Linked DNA regions of Homo sapiens: region 2 is linked to region 1. A link is an interaction called in ENCODE POLR2A ChIA-PET data of the cell type or tissue named here. Cell type or tissue: Caco-2. All regions are shown on one strand. Each heading gives the region's core, and the rest is flanking DNA. Links, peaks and the distances in the headings are about the cores only.

Region 1 (5,383 bases), core at 126-5,125:
TCTTTGAAACCAGTGAGAACAAAGACACAATGTACCAGAATCTCTGGGATACAGCTAAAGCAGTGTTTAGAGGGAAATTTACAGCACTTAATGCCCACAGGAGAAAGTGGGAAAGATCTAAAATCAACACCCTAACATCACAATTAAAAGAACCAGAGAAGCAAGAGCAAACAAATTCAAATGCTAGCAGAAGACAAGAAGTAACTAAGATTAAAGCAGAACTGAAGGAGATAGAGACATGAAATCCTTTCCAAAAATCAATGAATCCACGTTCTGGTTTTTGAAAGTTTAACAAAATAGACCACTAGCCAGACTAATAAAGAAGAAAAGAGAAGAATCAAATAGACACAATAAAAGATGATAAAGGGGATATCACCACTGATCCCACAGAAATACAAACTAACATCAGAGAATACTATAAACACCTCTATGCAAATAAACTAGAAAACCTAGAAGAAATGGATAAATTCCTGGACACATACACCCTCCCAAGACTAAACCAGGAAGAAGTTGTATCCCTTAATAGACCAATAACAAATTCTGAAATTGAGGCAGTAATTAATAGCCTATCAACCAAGAAAAGCCCAGGAACAGAAGGATTCACAGACGAATTCTACCAGAGGTACAAAGAGAAGGTGGTACCATTCCTTCTGAAACTATTCCAATCAATAGAAAAAAGGTACTTCTCCCTAACTAATTTTATGAGGCCAGCATCATCCTGATACCAAAATCTGGCAGAAACACAAAAACAACAACAACAACAACAAAAAAGAAAATTTCAGGCCAATATCCCTGATGAATACCGATGCAAAAATCCTCAATAAAATACTGGCAAACTGAATCCAGCAGCACATCAAAAAGCTTATGCACTATGATCAAGTTGGCTTCATCTCTGAGATGCAAGGCTGGTTCAACACATGCAAATCAATAAACGTAATCCATTACATAAACAGAACTAATGACAAAAACCACATGATTATCTCAACAGATGCAGAAAAGGCCTTTGACAAAATTCAACACTGCTTCATGCTAAAAACTCTCAATAAACTAGGTATTGATGGAATGTTTCTTAAAATAATAAGAGCTATTTATTGACAAACCCACAGCCAATATCATACTGAATGGGCAAAAGCTGGAAGCATTCCCTTTGAAAACTGGCACAAGACAGGGATGCCTTCTCTTACCACTCCTATTCAACATAGTTATTGGAAGTTCTGGCCAGGGCAATCAGGCAAGAGAAAGAAATAAAGAGTATTCAAATAGGAAGAGAGGAAGTCAAATCATCTCTGTTTGCAGATGACATGATTGTATATTTAGAAAACCCCATTGTCTCAGCCCAAAATCTCCTTAAGCTGATCAGCAACTTCAGCAAAGTCTCAGGAAACAAAATCAATGTGCAAAATCACAAGCATCCTATAAACCAAGAACAGACAGAGTCAAATCATGAGTGAACTCCCATTCACAATTGCTACAAAGAGAATAAAATACCTAGGAATACAACTTACAAAGGATGTGAATGACCTCTTCAATGAGAACTACAAACCACTGCTCAAGGAAATAAGAGCAGGCACAAACACACTGAAAAACATTCCATGCTCATGGATAGGAAGAATCAATATTGTGAAAATGGCCATACTGCCCAAAGTAATTTATAGATTCAATGCTATTCCCATCAAGCTACCATTGACTTTCTTCACAGAATTAGAAAAAACTACTTTAAATTTCATATGGAACCAAAAAAGAGCCTGTATAGCCAAGACAATCCTAAACAAAAAGAATAAAGCTAGAGGCATCAAGCTACCTGACTTCAAACTATACTACAAGGCTACAGTAACCAAAACAGCCTGGTACTGGTACCAAAACAGATATAGACTAATGGAACAGAACAGAGGCCTCAAAAATAACACCACACATCTACACCCATCTGATCTTTGACAAACCTGACAAAAACAAGCAATGAGGAAAGGAGTCCCTATCTAATAAATGGTGTTGGGAAAACTGGCTAGCCATATGCAGAAAACTGAAACTGTACCCCCTTCCTTATATCTTATACAAAAATTAAGATGGATTAAAGATTTAAAGATAAGACTTAAAACTATAAAAACCCTAGAAGAAAACCTAGGCAGTACCATTCAGGACATAGGCATGGGCAAAGACTTCATGACTAAAACACCAAAAGCAATTGCAACAAATGCCAAAATTGACAAACGGGATCTAATTAAACGAAAGAGCTTCTGCACCGCAAAAGAAACTATCATCAGAGTGAACAGGCAACCTACAGAATTGGAGAAAATGTTTGGAATCTACCCATCTAACAAAGGGCTAATATTCAGAATCTACAAGGAAGTTTAACAAATTTACAAGAAAAGACAACCCCATCAAAAAGTGGGTGAAGGATATGAACAGACACTTTTCAAAAGAAGACATTTATGTGACCAAAAAAAATATGAAGAAAAGCTCATCATCACTGGTCATTAGAGAAATGCATATCAAAACCACAATGAGATATCATCTCACACCAGTTAGAATGGCAATCATTCAAAAGTCAGGAAACAACAGATACGGGAGAGGATGTGGAGAAACAGCAATGCTTTTACACTGTTGGTGGGAGTGTCAATTAGTTCAACCATTGTGGAAGGCAGTGTGGCAATTCCTCAAGGATCTAGAACCAGAAATACCATTTGACCCAGTGATCCCATTACTAGGTATATAACCAAAAGATTATAAATCATTCTACTATAAAGATACATGCACACTTATGTTTATTGCAGCACTATTCACAACAGCCAAGACTTGGAACCAACCCAAATGCCCATCAATAATAGACTGGATAAAGAAAATGTGGCACATATACACCATGGAATACTATGCAGCCGTAAAAAAGAATGAGTTCATGTCCTTTGCAGGGATATAGATGAAGCTGGAAACCATCATTCTCAGCAAACTAACACAACAACTATCCCAGATACAGAAAACCAAACACTGCATGTTCTCTCTCATAAGTGGGAGTTGAACAATGAGAACATATGGACACAGGGAGGGGAACATCACACACTGGAGCCTGTCAGGGGGTGTGGGTGAAGGGGAGGGATAGCATTAGGAGAAATACCTAATGTAGATGACGGGTAGATGAGTGCAGCAAACCACCATGGCACATGTATACCTATGCAACAAATCTGCACATTCTGCACATGTATCCCAGAACTTAAGTATAATTAAAAAAAAAAAAAAAAACCACAAGCTGCAGGGCACCAGTTCCCCAAGACCAAAGAAAACCTCAAAAGTTGTATTAGCAATTACCAACAAATATGTATTGATCACCTACTGCATCTGCATACCAGACCAGACACTGCCAACTCTCAGGGCCTGGCATACAGTAGGAGTTCAACCTCTGCAAAGCTAGACTCATGAAGAGGGCAAACCTAAAGTGTAAATTTTCACTGAAATTACCATAAGCAGCAAATGGCCAGGCAGAGTCTATACCTTTGAGGCCTTTTTTTTTTTTTTTTAAGTCAGTCTCTCTTTCTCCTCTCTATCTTTCTTGTACTTGCTTTTGGGCATTTCAAAAAAAAAAAAAAAAACAAACCTTATACAACATTCAAGTATGTTTGAATGCACACAGACACAAAAAAAGGAAAAAAAAGAAAAGTTTAGGAAGTTCACACCTCAAACTGTTTAGCTGCATGTGGGGAATACTACTTGGTGTGAGTTATCAGGAGGTTGAGGGGACTGTTTCCTTTTTTCAGTACATATACTTCAGTATTATTTCAATCAAAAGCACATTAATAAATATATCATTTTATAATTTAAAGACAAAAAGAGATGCAAATGCCCATAATCTCACTGCCCAGATGTAATAACTTTTAACATTTAATATGCATTCTTTCTGATTTTTTCTCTAATTTTAAATTTATTTTTAAATTAACATCTTTCTGACGTTTTTATCCATATGTAAATACATATACATGTATGTGCAAAAAATATCAAAGTATACTGTGGTGTAGCCTGCTTTTAAAGCTTAATGATATATCTTAGACGTCTTTTCATTTTCTCAAAATACGGATATGTAGCATTTTTTTTGAGACAAGTCTTGCTCTGTCACCCAGGCTGGAGGGTGACTGCAAGCCTTGAACTCTTGGACTCAAACGATCCTCCCACCTCAGCCTCCCGAGTAACTGTGACTACAGGTGCATGCCACCGTGCCTGGCTAATTTTTAAAACTTTTTTTTTTAGAGATGGTGGGGGGATCTCACTATATTGCCCAGGCTGGTTTTGAACTCCTGGCCTCAAGCAATCCTCCCACCTTGGCCTCCCAAAGTGCTGGGATTACAGATGTGAGCCACCATACCTGGCCCTATCATCTTTTAATAGCTGCATGATATTCCATTGTATATGTGTCTCATGGTTTATGTAACCGATTCTCTATTAACGGACATTAAGGCTGTTTCTATTTTCTTTGCTACTATAAGCAGCATTGCAATTAGTATCCTTATAGATGCATCTTTTCGCATTTTTTACTTACGTCCATAGAAAACATTCTAAGAGTTGGAATTACTGGATCAAAGGAGAGTTGTGTTAAAAATTTTGATACATAATGTCCTCCAGAAACAACCAATTTCCCCTTCTACCACCAGCTATCAGCGCTCACATATTTTTTGAATGCCTACTGTGTTCTAGACAAATAAGACATTATTTTTGCCCTGAGGGGGTTTACATGCTTGTTAGTTGGTTTGTTAACACATACTCAGACTCCCTATTTATTTAACAAGCTCTTACACAATGCTTAGTACCATGTGCCAGATACTATTCTAAGGAGCTTAAAATATTAAGTCATTTAATCCTCATGACAATCTTATAAGATGGTACTATTATTATTTCCACTTTACAAATGGAGGAGCTAAGCAAAGGAGTTAAGCAACTTGCTCAGGTTCACACAGGTGACAAGTGGTAGAGCTAGTAGTAAAATCTAAGAAATATCCTGGCTCCAGAATTTGTTCTTAATCCTGTGCTGTGGCTCCTCTTGGCACAACAGGTAATGACACTCTCAGCACTGAGATAATAGATTCAGTGACTTGGAAAACCTCCTTTCTATGATGAAAGTGAATAGGGAGATGGGCTTTCAATTGGCCAAGCCCATCCTTTCAGGGCTAGGAGGGAAAGACATGATTTTGTGATTTTCAGCTTGAGCACTTAGGAATCTGCCCTTTCCCTTAACTGAAATGGGTAACCCACAAGGGAGATAGGTTGAGGGTGGGGATGAAAGACAGAGACTTCTGTTTTGGATTTGTTGATTCAAAATGTTGTGAGCTATCCAGATGAAAGGGCCAGACAGCAGAGGGAAATCCATATTTGGTGCTTGGGAGAGGAGACAGGTCCAGAGGAG
Region 2 (5,383 bases), core at 242-5,241, 60 kb before region 1:
TCTAAGAAATCTTGGCATTCCAACAAATTTCTGACTCAGGGAAAACCTAGTTAAAGAGATCACCAGGCAGACCACTCACTTTACAAATGGGGAAACTGAGGCCAGAGAGGAGAAGGCCAGAGACCAAAGTCACCCAGCCAGTTAATAGCAGAGATGGAATCTGAACTTTGGTTTTAACTTTGGTGTTTTTATCTTTACACCATGAAGCTGTCTACATTTTTATAACATCCCTCCTTTTTCATAATTTGGTAAATGTTTTGACAATTATTTCTTCATCTCTTTATTTCTGAAGAGCAAGAACATAATTTTTACTGATATCCAGATGGCCTTCTCTCTGCCATCATTCTTGATCATGGCAGCTCTGTGCAGAGAATAGATAAAGAACTTCAGGAAACACAGTTTGAAGGCAAGAAGTGATCTTCACTGCAGGACTTCACAGAGCCTTTACCTGGTTAGTACACACTGTGTCTCTTCATGGAGACGTTATGGTCAGTGTCCTGGTCAGATCAGCTGCATAAGGTGGTACCACACACTGAGTGGCTTGAGAAATGGGAATTTATTTTCTCACAGTTCTGGAGGCTGAAAGTCTGAGATCAAGGTGTTGGCAGGTTTGGTTTCTCCCAAGGTAATTGCTCCTTAGCTTGCAGATGGCCCTCTTCTCGCTGTGTCCTCACATGATCTTTTCTCTGCATGTACACCTCCTGAATCTCCCAGTCAGATCCCTAAAGGGCTCCTTTTAACTTAATCACCTCTTTAAGGCCTTATTTACAAATACAGTCACACTCTGAGATACTGGGAGTTAGGACATCAATGAATGAATTTAGGAGGGGCACAATTGAGCCCATAACGGGGTTTCCCCATCTTAGTGGATGGTGGAATCCTTTGCCGTGTTGAGGAATTTGTATTTTAGGAAACAGTCTTTGTGGAAAGGTGTTCCAGGGAAGCAAAATAAACAGGCCACAGCTGTGAAGGGCCATGGAGCTGCAGTGATGTCCATGGACTGGTATGAGTGATGTCATGACAGAAATCAGGAGCGTGTGATAGAACGGAGTCTCTGTCTGTCAGTTTCTCTCTCACCGCTATTTCTTTCTGCTGGATTTCATTAAGTTTCATTCCCTTTTCCTTCAGGGGAGCGTTCTCCATGACCCCCAAAGCAAGAGAGTATTCCCTGTCAGCTCCAGTGTAAAAAGACTGTAATGGCCTCAGCTTGGGTCACGTTTGTTGAGGGATATTTGGTTCTTTTATTGGCCCCAGGTTGGGTATAATCCAGGAATGGGAATGAAAGGGCATGGGATGAATAAAGATAACATCCACCGCAGAGAAGATAGAAAATGCCTTTTCATTGCAGCGAGACCAAAGGAGGGACACAGCAGTCCAATCCCAGGGGATGCAGAGCAGATGGAGAAGAAAAGGGTCTTCTAGCATTTATGTTGTGTCAGCCAAGATTTGTCCTGTGTTTTTAATGTAATGGTCAGTTAGGTGTGGCCACGAGAGGAGACACAGGAGAGCCTCAGGAAAACAAAGCTGACTGTACTCTCAGGTCCTAGAAAGGGGAGGCACAGCCTATGGGCTAGTTTAAATAATTTTAGTGGACTACAAGCTTAAGGGTGGAGTTGCTAAGAATGAACTTTGTGTGTGTGCACCAATGGCCCTCAGTTGCCTGGTACCAGTTCTGGGATGATGAAGGCAGAGGAATATTGTCTCCTGGGGATCACAAGCCAGATAGAAGAGGTGCGGCTCTATATTGATTGGTTTGCGTATCTAAGGCACATCCTGGCTGATCCCTTTGCTCTCTGTAAGAATTGGCTAGCTCAGGGAGGGGCAGTCTCTTCCCACTTAGAAATGTTATTAAGATATCTAAACATGGCTGGACATGGTGGCTCATGCCTATAATCCCAGCGCTTTGGATGGCCAAGGCAGACAGATCATTTGAAGTCAGGAGTCGAGACCAGTCTGGCCAACATGGTGAAACCCCATCTCTACTAAAAATATAAAAATTAGCTGGTCGTGGTGGCAGGCACCTGTAATCCCAGCTACTTGGAAGGCTGAGGCTAGAGAATCTCTTGAACCCGGGAGGTGGAGGTTGCAGTGAGCTGAGATTGCACCACTGTGCTCCAACCTGGGTGACAGAGCAAGACTCTGACACACACACACACACACACACACCCCAAAACATCATAACATACAGAAAAAAAAAAGACAATACAAGATTCAATCAGAGAAACGGAACCCTGGGAGATATACACATAGTTACGAGTTTACTCTGTTCTCAATTGTGCAAGTTGGTTAAACAGTCTCTATTAGGCTTTTGTCTTATGCTGAAGCTTGAAGTTCTCGGGGCAGGCAGTCAGGAAGGGAGGATGGATTTCAAGTGGGGGAGAGTAAAGACAAGCTGGAACCCATGAGCATGAGTGAGAACCCACGAGGACAGACTAGAACCTGCAGCATTCTCACTGTCTCCAGCCTGGATGATGTGATCATACTGTGGTGGAGGTAGGAGTCCTTCATCACAGAGCTAAATGCACGCCTGGCCCACGAGTCAGAGAGGGCTAAGGAGGCTCCAGGGGAAAGTGGGACAGTTGCAGACCTGACGCTGCCCCCGTGCCAATGAGGTGAGTCATCAGATAAGTGACAACCTGTGAGCTACAAAAACAGCGATGATTCTGCCCCAACCTGTGGTCAAACCTAATGGGAAGCCACGGGGAAGGAAATTTTGGGAAATCATGTTCAGCCTAGATAAACTGACAGATCACAGAGCCACCTCATTTGTTCAGCTGGAGCATTGGATGGTAGGAGGTGCTAAGAATGAACCGTGTGTGTGTGTGTGTGTGTTTGTGTGTGTGTATTGTGAGTGTGTGTATATCTGGAGCAGGGCAGTGGCTGTGGAGAGAATGGGTAGACAGTGCAGGCAGAAGAGCTGGCAACCACCATCACAAGGTGGAGGGAGCTTGTCCTGAGGCTGACCTGTGGGAGACTCTTGTTCCCTCTGTTCACCCTCCCTGCTGGCCACTGTGAGCTGCCCTTGCCATTGGTTCTGTGGAGTGAAGAGACAGTGGAAAGCAGCATTCTTTACTATTTATTTATTTATTTTTTTACTTTAGACGTTCAAATTCTCCCAAGGGGCTGTGGGCTGGAGGTCCAGAACACTGGGCCGAGGCTGGAGACACTCAAAGACGTTGAGGTACACCGTTTGGGGAAAGGAAGATGACACGTGGACACTCACCAGTGTACAGCCATTTTTCAGGGTAAGGCCAGTCAAGAATCAGCATTTTCAAACACATTTTATCAGCAGCAGTGGTTGTTTTGTGGTTGGTGTATTTGGCCGTAGTCAATTTGGGCACACAGTCTTGAGTTTAAGGGTAAGAGCAAGCCAGTAAGAGGGAAAATAAAGAAGACTACAGATTTCTGGGTATCAGGTCAAAAACATTTTAGGTGCCAAAGCGTGGCTCGTGATGGAGTATTTGCGGCTGAGCTGGGGAGCGCAACAGTATTTTCATCTTTAGGAATTCTGAAGGAATTCCTGCCTTAAGAATTTTCCTGGACACTGTTATACTCAATAGTTCCTGATTTAGAGAACATCGATGGCTGTCTTTCTTTGTGTCTGAGAGTAGAGGGCCTCCACCATTCATCATAGCATACAGAAAAAAAAAAAGACAATACTAGGTTCAATCAGAGAAACGGAACCCTGGGAGATATACACACAGTTACAAGTTTACTCTGTTCTCAATTGTGCAAGTTGGTTAAACAGTCTCTATTAGGCTTTTGTCTTATGCTGAAGCTTGATGTTCTCCAGGTAGGCAGTCAGGAAGGGAGGATGGATTTCAAGTGGGGGAGAGTAAAGATAAGCTGGAACTCATGAGCATGAGTGAGAATCCACAAGGACAGACCAGAGAGATGATTTTCTGAGAGATGATTATGTCTCAGGTTCTATTCTGTGTGAGATCCTGGGATATAGTCCTGAACCTTGGGGGGCTCATGGGCACAGGTTTTGAGTGTGGGGAGGAGGTAGAATCAGCTGGGAAGACAACATATTAAGTTACAGCATGATAAAAGGTGCATAGGGTCAGGTGTGACAAAGCCTAGTGGTTTTGGTCAATGGGGTGTAGATTATTAGCTTCCCTCCTGCTTCCGTGGTCCTTTTCAGACCATTACTCATCCGTCCTCACAAAAAACCCTTTCTCTTCTGAGGTTATCCTCATTCGGCCAATAAAACCAATAGGCTTTAAAGAGAAGGTGTCAATTTGTCTGAGCTCAAAGGATGGGAAGTTCTTCCAGCTGAAAAAGATGAGGGGAGAGGCTAAAGAAGGGTATTAGAAGCAGAGCAAAGAGTAGATCCAATATATCTTTCTCATTTTTTTTTTTTTTTTGAGATGGAGTCTTGCTTTGTTGCCCAGGCTGGAGTGCAGTGGTGCAGTCTCGGCTCACCACAACCTCCGCCTCCTAGGCTCAAGTAATTATCCTGCCTCAGCCTCCTGAGCAGCTGGGACTAGAGGCATGTGCCACTATGCCTGGCTGATTTTTGTATTTTTAGTAGAGACGGGGTTTCACTATGTTGGCCAGGCTGGTTTCGAACTCCTGAACTTGCGATCCGCCCTCTCATTTTAGGCTTCTGGGCACGGCTTTCAGTCTCCCTCAGTTTCCAGTGAGATTACCCTCCTGGCTCCAGAACAGTGCCTTGTTGCCCATCACGTGGGAGAATCTACTATTCTCAGTGTTTTCAATCTACCTTCTAGAGTTAATTCTCCTAGTAACTCTGTTTCTAGGAAATCTCGTCCTTGAAAGCAACAGAGAAAGAAATCAATGAACTGCAAGGCGCCCATTTAGCATTGAGACTGATTTAAAGTAGGAAAGGTACAAAGATAAATGTCTGTGTGCAAATTGGGGTTCTTTTCTACAATTATGTTTGCATAAGTGGCTCATGGCCAAAGATTTCCCCTCGTAGAAGGTTGAGTTTTTTTTTCTTTACCAAGCCCAGAAGTTTAATTGACATGTAGTTTGTAGGCTCACTAAATAATTCAATCCATTTGCCAAACTAGACCTTAAATTAAAAACAAAACAAAACATGGTTTCATACTTTTCCAGCTTTATGGTTGTTGATCATCCATAATTTCAGAAACACTGATATGGTATGCAAAGGAAGAAGCCTTTGATTAGATTTAAACAGACATCTTGAATAGAGCCTGAAATGGGGAAAGAAAGCTGCACTGCCCTTTGATTCTGCAAAAATAAAACCAATTTGCCTTAAAAAAAACTTGTCTCAATTTTTTTCTTTCTTCATATTTGCAAGTTAAATAGGATTAAATCCCAATCAGCCATTCATTATACACTTGCTAAATATGTAGACTTAGACTTGGTTAAGAGTCCAAGTTGAATGTCAGGTGCT

What was found. Peaks named below come from ENCODE experiments on the same cell type or tissue, not always from the same donor. Only the 100,000 strongest peaks of a DNase experiment are listed, where the experiment ranks them.
Region 2: POLR2A ChIA-PET joins it to region 1 with 8 read pairs; 3 of 35 experiments call an interaction of 5 or more read pairs at or near these places.

The regions. Positions count from the first base shown.
Region 1 is chr17:51,449,933-51,455,315 of GRCh38, forward strand. No RefSeq gene overlaps it. Among named protein-coding and RNA genes, the nearest start is that of LINC02073, 17 kb to the left of the region's middle. In Caco-2, for the core only: no CTCF peak of the experiment used is centred there; no DNase peak of the experiment used is centred there.
Region 2 is chr17:51,389,618-51,395,000 of GRCh38, forward strand. No RefSeq gene overlaps it. Among named protein-coding and RNA genes, the nearest start is that of LINC02073, 43 kb to the right of the region's middle. In Caco-2, for the core only: no CTCF peak of the experiment used is centred there; a DNase peak (open chromatin) is centred at 2,604.